2 separate regions of the Homo sapiens genome follow, and region 1 is linked to region 2. Evidence: read pairs that join two places in POLR2A ChIA-PET (ENCODE). Cell type or tissue: A673. All regions are shown on one strand. Each heading gives the region's core, and the rest is flanking DNA. Links, peaks and the distances in the headings are about the cores only. Region 1 overlaps LINC02026 (long intergenic non-protein coding RNA 2026). Region 2 overlaps LOC102724877.

Region 1 (4,397 bases), core at 217-4,216, 130 kb before region 2:
TGTCCCCTCAGCCAAGCCCATGTTCCTGAGAGCACTGTTTGCAGTTACAATAGGGCACTCAGTTAACAGGGACAATTCACCATGCACCTGAGAGGGGTTGGCATCTGAAACCAAGGCATGCCCATTCCCTGGCAATCCACTGGCATGTCTTTCTCCTGTTCAAGCCCCTCCATGCGTGAGGCTCATCCTCTTGGTTCTTGAGATCCTATTTCTTTTTTATTTTTATTTTTGAGACGGAGTCTGGCTCTGTCGCCCAGGCTGGAGTGCAGTGGCGCGATCTCGGCTCATTGCAAGCCCCACCTCCTGGCTTCACGCCATTCTCCTGCCTCCACGCCATTCTCCTGCCTCAGCCTCCAGAGTAGCTGGGACTACAGACGCCCAACACCACCCCCGGCTAATTTTTTTGCATTTTTTAGTAGAGACAGGGTTTCACCGTGTTAGCCAGGATAGGATGGTCTCGATCTCCTGACCTCGTGATCCACCCGCCTCAGCCTCCCAAAGTGCTGGGATTACACGCGTGAGCCACCACGCCCAGCCTTGAGATCCTATTTCTATACTGTAGTAGAGCCTCTCGCAGTTCACTTCCATCTTGCCGGGACCCACTCTTCGCCCTCTGTAGCCCTAGAAACTCCACAGCCTTTTGCAATGACTCTGAAACTGACCCACCACAGGGGGAGTTCCTAAAGTCTTTGAGGAAGTCATTAACCATCTTCTTTGTATTTTTTTACTCCAATGTGTCCAATTTCTCCTTTGCCATTTTTCCAGGAATATGGTTGCCCTGTCCTCCATTAAGAATTCTCTTTCATGCAGCAATTTGAGGACTCTCCGAGCCTTATGGTCTAATACTGCGGCAAATGTTCCACAGTGATGTCCTGTTCCCTGCAGGGCCTGCCTCATGGATCCACTATGGACTTTCCAATCACACACAGTTAAAGACTGTAACTAGAGGCCGGGGGCAGTGGCTCACACCTGTAATCCCTGCACTTTGGAAGGCCAAGGCAGGCAGATCACCTGAGATCAGGAGTCCGAGACCAGCCTAGTCAACATAGTGAAACCCTGTCTCTACTAAAAATACAAACATTAGCCAGGCGTGGTGGTGGTGCCCGTAATCCCAGCTACTCAGGAGGCTGAGGCAGGGAGAATAGCTTGAACCCAGGAGGTGGAGGTTGCAGTGAGCAGAGATCGCGCTTTGCACTCTAGCTTGACCGACAGAGTGCAAATAAATAAATAAATAAATAAATAAATAATAAATAAAAATGAAAGACTGTAACTAGAGCTTTCTGATCTCACATAATTAGGGGCTACAGCTAGGTTAGTTGAATGGTATAGAATGGAGCATGCATTTTGGCATCAGCAAAACTGGATCTAAGTTTTGATGCTGTTGCTTTGCTGGCTATTGACCCTGAGCAAATTGCTTAACTCTTCTAAGCTTCATCTGTAAAATCAAGATAATACCCATCTGAAGGGAGTTGTTGGAGTCTACTTTTTAAAAAAAATAGGTTGAAGTTTCTGTGATGAATTCTTCTTGGACATCTTATGAATGGACTTCCAAAAAAGGCTTTACTCTTTCAATGTTTTTAGAAATCTGTAGTACCCAGGAAAAACATACAAAACAGAGACAAAACAGAGAAAACATACAAAACAGAGAATATATTTTCAGAAATGTATTTCTGAAAAAAATATATGGTCTAAAGAGTCAAGTCGTTCCTGCCACTTTAGAATTACAGAAAGTAAAAAAAGGGAGGGAGGGAGGGAGGGAGGGAGGAAGGAAGGAAGGAAGGAAACTCTACATTTGGGCTGACCTCCCATGACTGTGCCACAGAGGTTTTCTCACTCTTGCATTAACATCAGACCATGTGCATCTTCCTGCCAGCAGCATCGTCTGGTTTGGCAGGACTGCAAATCTGTTTCAGCACAAAGGATCCGCTTAATGGAAAGCAAGCGTGCTGCAGGAAAAAAAAGAAAGAAAAAAAAAAACGGCACTCACATTTCCTTGTGCACTCTTTATCAAAGGAACAAATGGCACAATAACCCAACATAACCAAGGCTGTAGTTGAAGAAACTGCCTTTTACCTCTGGGACTAATCTTTCTTCTAAGGTGGCCATGGATGGTGTGGCATCAAAAGGCATGCAGGTGACTTAGAATGGTTTTTAAAACCTTTAGCAGTGCCTCTGGAGCCCACAATAGAAAAAATACCAACACTTCCATTTTTAAATGGTTAAAAACGTAAACAGATAATTCAGAGAAAAAGGAATAAAAAGTTGCCAGTAAATATATTAAAATGTTTAAGTTCACTAATGATCAAAGACATCTGTAAAAGTAAAACCAGAGCTCCATACACTCTAGTTGAATTTGTAAATATTGAAAAATACAATTAATGTTAGTGTAGGTATGACAAATCCAGCATTCTCTGCTGACAAGACTAGAAAGGATAAACCTTTCTGACAGCAATTTGGCAATAATTTTAGACATTTTATACCCTTTGGATAGTAATTTAAATTCTTCCAATACATCAAAGAAAAATAATCAGATACATAAGCATGGTGACATGTAGACATAACTATAAAAAATCCTCATTACAGTAATGTTTATAATAGTGAAAAAATTGACCACAACCTAAATGTCTAATAAGGAAATTGGCAAATAAAGGATGGTTCATCAATATGATAGAATATTATATAGACATTTAAATTAAGTTTTCAAAATTTGTAACGGTATGGGAAAATGGGGTATAAAACGTTGCAAGCAGACTATTCCAAATTAGGTAAATAAAGGCATAGATAAAAGAAGGTTAAAATGAAATATACTAAAAAATCAGCAGATGTCATCTCTGGAGGGTGAAATTATAGGTAAATTTGTACTTGTCTGTATTTCCAAACTTTTGAAATTGGGCATATATAGCTTTTATCATTATGTGCTCTACTCACTACCATGTTATCCCAGCATTCTAGCAGGTGGTAGGGTGACTTACGGCTGGACACTTAGCAGTCCACTCTGCATGCTGGACAATGTGAAGAATGCGCGTACCATAAGCAATCCCAGACCTCAAGGGGTGTAACACATACAGAGATAAACGATGCTAATACTCATCTTAAGGGAGTTGTCGGAGTCTGTTGTGGAGGCTGCTGGCGGGGCCGACCTGACCTACCGTAACTTCCCCGTTCAGCTGCTGAATGTTGGCTGCTGGCAGCTCACAGCTGAGTCCCTCTCCAGGTAATATATAACTCCAAGGCTATATATAATTATGATCTGCACAGAGCCTTGAACATAGTAGGTACACAATAAACCAATTTCAGTAACAGATGAACAAAATAAGCAGTAAATGCTACTACAATATGACGGACAAGAATCCTATGTCCTGGAGGAGAGAAAAGAACACAGTTCAGGGAAGGGTCCATAGAGTGGCTGGTACTTTCATTGGAGCTTAAAGGAGAGGCTAACTGTGTGCATGTGTGGAGGAGAGGGGAGGAGAGGATCTATGGTAGACATAGGTATTTCTCATGGGCAGACCAGAGATACTTACTGTGACTTCATTGGCATGGTAGTGTCTATGTGCTCATTTCAAGCCATGTTAGAGCCTCCCTAAATGTTTATCTTTTTGCTGCAGCAGCAAGAAACAAATGGAGGCACAGGACTGTTGGGCCACACAGCAAGTAGCATTTGCTGTTCAAGGCAAGAAAAATGGCCTCTGCATGTCCATCCCTTGGTCATGATTTCATCTGAGTGCTGACTGTGGTGGATTCTGAGGAGCTAGTCTTACTGAATCCCCCTCATGGATGCCACACTTTACATGTAGCCAGCACTTCCAGATACAGCCTCTTGCTTAATCTCCTACCATCCCATGTAGTCTTCTCAGTTTACAGTAAGAAAATGGAGGCTGACTGGAGTGAAAGGGAAGTTTAAACTCACAACTGTCTAGTGATAAAAACCAAAGCTTCAGTTTAGTCTAGTGCTTTTCCCCTAATGCAAGATTAAGCTGTGATACCATCCTGGAAAACTACTCTTCTCAAAAAATGTTGCCTATCTCCTCCTTTTTACATTAAAATAAACAAATGAACCCGTCCAATCCTGTGCACATCTCTCTTGTTTTGAGGTCACTGTGTACTTCAGCATTTTGGGGTGTCAGATAATAACACAAGTAAAATATAAAAACGTGGTAGTTAAGGATTTTCAAAAGGAGTGATCAGAATTCACTCCATACATATATTAATGGTCCTTAGTCAATTCCCCTTTACTTCCACCAAATTTCCATAGAAATCTGTGAGACAGAAAAGATTAAGAGTTATTGACAGAGAACTGCAACATAACCTGAGTGGGTTTGTCTGGACACCAAAGTCTACTCTGAGCTTCTGGATCTCTAGGGGAAAATCAACAAGTATTTATTGAAAGCTACAAA
Region 2 (4,397 bases), core at 138-4,137:
ACTTGCATGAGTAAGAGGAAACATAATACAGTGTCTCATTCTTAGCATATGCCGTATACCAACAAGCCAACCACTGAGCCCGTGATGTACTCAGTGCTGGTTCTTGTGTTTAAGGGCCTCTGAGGCTGCAGCGGCATTTGAGGTTGTACCTTCCTCCAGGGGCTGCACACGTGAAGCAGAGCCTAGTTGCTGTCCATGACCTAGACAGCAGGTGTTCAGAGGGCTAGTGGGTGTTGGGGTGGTGGTTGCCTGGAAGGGCGGGAAGGATCTTGATTGGCTGAGGACACTGAGGGCTGGGAGACTGTACGAGCAAATGTTGGTAGTGGCTTGGCCTTGGTAGAGGGTTGGTCCTGGGACAGAGACAAGTATGAGGTGCAGCATAGAGACAACAAAAGTGGATCCAGATTACAGAAGGCTCCCATGGGGGAGTCACACGGTTTACATCCATGTGGCCAGCGAGTGCTGCCCAAACTTGCTGTGTTAGTTCTACCCCCACAATACGTCCAAAATCCAACTACCTCTTTCCTACCATTCTGTTCCAAGCCAGCTTCACTTCCTACCTGGATTAAGGTTACAGTTTACCTCTATCCTTGCCTACACAGAGCAGCCAAACTGATCCTTTACAAAGATGAAGCATGTCAGCCAGGCACGGTGGCTCACACCTGTAATCCCAGCACTTTGGGAGACTGGGATGGGCAGATTATGAGGTCAGGAAATTGAGACCATCCTGGCTAACATGATGAAGCCCCGTCTCTACTAAAATACAAAAAATTAACCAGGCGTGGTGGCACATGCCTGTAGTCCCAGCTACTCGGGAGGCTGAGGCAGGAGAATCGCTTGAACCGGGGAAGCAGAGGTTGCAGTGAGCCGAGATTGTGCCACTGCACTCCAACCTGGGCAACAGAGCAAGACTCCATCTCAAAAATAAATGAATGAATAAATAAATATAAATAAAACAATGGAGCATGTCATGTAACTGCTTTGCTCAAAACTTTGCAATGGCTCCCGCCTCCCCGAGAGCAACAGCTAGATCCTTAGAATGCCCTCCTTCTCACCAGCCTGCATCATCGGGCCCCATCACTCTCACTCTCAGCTCCATCTCCCTCCTCTTCCCCTTGCTCACTTTGCCCCAGTCACTCTGGCCTCCTGGCTGTTCCTAGAGCAGGTGGTCCTGCCTCAGAGCCTCTGCACCTGCTGTTCCCTCACTCTAGAAAGCTTCCCCCAGCAAGCTCAAAGTCAAAGTCATCTCTCTAAGGCCTTTCCTGAGCATGCAATTTAAACCTGCACCCTCCCGGCACTCCCCTTCCCCTTTCCCCACTTAATCTCCCTCTAGAGTACCAATTACCTTTTAAAATAGCATTCAACCGATTTATTTATTTTGCTTATCTGTCTCATCTAAAATGTAGGCTCCAAAAGCATACGGATTTTTTTTTTCTGCTTTCTCAGAATGTAATGTCAGGCAAACTCTTCCTCTGGAAGAGTTCCCATTAATAAGTGTTGAAGAAATGAGGGAAATTTGAAAAAATTCCCATTAGATCACCACAATAATAGTTGCTACAGGCAAGATCCTTTGATGGATTCTAAATTTAGTAGACAGAAGTATAAGCAGAAATAGACCATTTGCATAGTCTTGAAGTACTCTCCTCCACCCCCTACAAAAATATTTAGGAAATACAAAGGGAAAATTGTAACTTTACAGTGAACCATCCTTGCAGAAACCACTTCAACAAAGTGATCACGGTTAACATCAGCCATGAGATAAAGTGGCATCATGGAACCCCTGACATGACGCCTGGAAAGGGCACATTCTCTCTGTGATGTCCTTCCAATAATGCAGCTCCTCGACACAATCCTGAGAAGACACCAAACAAACACAAATGGAGGAGCAGGCTACAAAATAACTAACTAGTCCCCTAAACCGTCAGCAAGTGCAGGAGAGTAAGGACACGTGACTTCTAAATGCACTGTGGAATCCCAGATGGAATCCTACAACAGAAAAAAAGACTTGACTAGGAAAAAATGGTAAAATCCAAATCAAGTCTGCCATTTATAGTATTGTACCAAGATGATTCTCTTAATTTTGATGACTATTCCACGGTTGTGTAAGACTGACATAAGGGGAAGCGGGTTAGAGGGTATAAGAGAGTTCACTCTACTATTTTTGCAACTTCTCTGTAGATCTAAAATTACCTCAAAGCAAAACATTTTGAAAAAAAATCATCAGAGGTAACTGCAAATTTGTCAATCTTCTTTCACAGAACTTTATACTTCTCAGCAGAGAGGAGGGAAAATCAGTCTAGGAGATATCATTATTAAACTTGGAATTTGGAAGAAGGGTCTGCCAGTTAGTTGCTCAAGTAACAAACCTGGTGTCCTTTCCTTTTTTTTTTTTTTTTTTTAAAAAAAAAAGGTCTCACTCTGTCGCCCAGGCTGGAGTGCAGTGGCACAATCACAGCTCACTGCAGCCTTGACCTCCTAAGAACAAGTGATCCTCCCACCTCAGCCTCTCGGGACCACAGCTGAGCACCACCAGCTGGGACCACAGCTGGGCACCACCACACCCTGCTAATTCTTCATTTTTTTTGTAGAGATGGAGTTTCCCTATGTTGTCCAGGCTGCTCTCAAACTCCTGGGCTCAAGCCATCCTCCCGCCGTGGCCTCCCAAAGTGCTGGGACCACAGGCACGAGCCACCACAACCCACTCAGTGTCGTCTCTGGACCCCTCTTTCTCCATCATGGTCCAATCCAGTCACCAAGACTTGTCGGTTCTCTTAATCTCTTGAATCCCTCCTGCTCTCCTGCTCTCCAGCCCCACCAGCACCTCGGAGGCCGGCCTTTCTCTTCTCATCTGGGTTACTTCTGGAGCCTCCTCTGGAATAAGGGGAAAATAGTGAAACTCTAGAGAAGGGCGCTCTTTGCAGACCTGGAAAGGTTCTTCCTTGCAAATGAACGGCATGGAGTTACCTCAAAACCAGGGAGAGGGAAAACCAATGTACGTGACATGGAAACCAGGGTAAAAAAACTGCCTCAAACCTACCAACAAGTGAAAGGAAAAATCTACAAAACTCAAAAGCCCGTCTTGGTCATTCTACACAATCTTTATTCTGTGAGAGAAAGCAGTGGCCCCCACTCAGGATATCAAAGACTGAGGTCCCACGTTATCTCCAGGTTTTACTCAAAGAACTCTGCATATTTGGGTATTATTTTTATCTCTCCCTTTCGTTTATTGTCTCAGGGTAAACACTTGTGATTCATAAATGCCTTAAGAGTGAATCAGTATTCTCCTGTTCAAACCAATAGAGGCCACATCAAACAATAACCTACAAGGTATTATTAATCATTAAATAGGCATATATATGAGCACTCAGGCAAGGGAGCCATTTTTCTTCTCTTGTTTGTTTGTTTGAAGGAAATTAACAAAGTACAAACCTTGATTTTGACCTATTCAGAAAAAAAGCATTTTTTTAACCATTAAAAACTTAGTTAAATTCAAGGCTAAAAGGGCAAATATTTCACGTGGGAAAGTGCTCCTTCGTTCAGGAGACTTCCTTCAGCCATTAAACTATGGTCTGGACTTCAAACTGTAGTAGTTACTTTTTCCATAAGCACACACCATCAAAAAATGAACATTCTCAACCATGGCTGGTAGAAGCAAGAGTCCATTGTAGAATTTCTATGCCGCGGCCACACCTGGGTGCAAACTGACAGGTGGGCAAGCCCAGAGCACATCTGCTCTACGGAAGAAGAAGAAACCAAGTCATGTCAAATACACTGTAAGCACAGGCGTCACGGGACCTCCCTCTCCTTCTCCCTGCCCCTATACACACTAAGGGAGGTCCTCTAGCCTCAAAAATGGGGGTTCCTCCCTCTAAGGATGGTAGATCAATGGTATCACCCCTCACAGATATGGAGGTGCTAAAACATGAATGATTTTTCAATAATATTTCTTCTCCCTGTCCCTCAGGAAGCATCTCTGCTCACACCACGACTGAATGGACACGTGAATCTAGCACATACAGTCGGAGGCCCGCAGAACCGGGATGGTCATGTATCCCAGCCTATGCCAGTTGTCCCAGCATCAGTGTTACTAGCATTATCTTCCACTCTCAAAAGTGTTCCAGTTTGAACCCTAAATGATATGGTCACCTCCACAGAACTGGAGCAGGGAGGGTCTTGGGTGTTCATCTTTCCCACCAATCTTATCTCCTACAAGTGAGATGGGTGTCCAGGGAGGATCTGCCCAGGTTTATGCTTTTGATTTCCCCCTCCCTCTGCAGCCCTTCCCATGCCCTCCTGTCTCCGTGAGGGAGGGAGGACCACCCGCGCATCCTGCACGCCAGGCCCATATTGACGCCTGATGCTTTTGCCTCCATTCAGATCTCGTCTTTCTGTGAACC

The links. ChIA-PET counts read pairs that join two places held together with the same protein. Peaks named below come from ENCODE experiments on the same cell type or tissue, not always from the same donor. Only the 100,000 strongest peaks of a DNase experiment are listed, where the experiment ranks them.
Region 1: POLR2A ChIA-PET joins it to region 2 with 9 read pairs; 12 of 35 experiments call an interaction of 5 or more read pairs at or near these places.

The regions. Positions count from the first base shown.
Region 1 is chr3:193,985,491-193,989,887 of GRCh38, forward strand. All of the region lies in intron 1 of LINC02026 (long intergenic non-protein coding RNA 2026), which reads right to left. Among named protein-coding and RNA genes, the nearest start is that of LINC02026, 16 kb to the right of the region's middle. In A673, for the core only: no CTCF peak of the experiment used is centred there; a DNase peak (open chromatin) is centred at 1,881.
Region 2 is chr3:194,118,859-194,123,255 of GRCh38, forward strand. LOC102724877 reads left to right here. Exons shown (of 6, transcript XR_002959666.2): 6 at 3,965-4,397. Among named protein-coding and RNA genes, the nearest start is that of HES1, 15 kb to the right of the region's middle. In A673, for the core only: no CTCF peak of the experiment used is centred there; no DNase peak of the experiment used is centred there.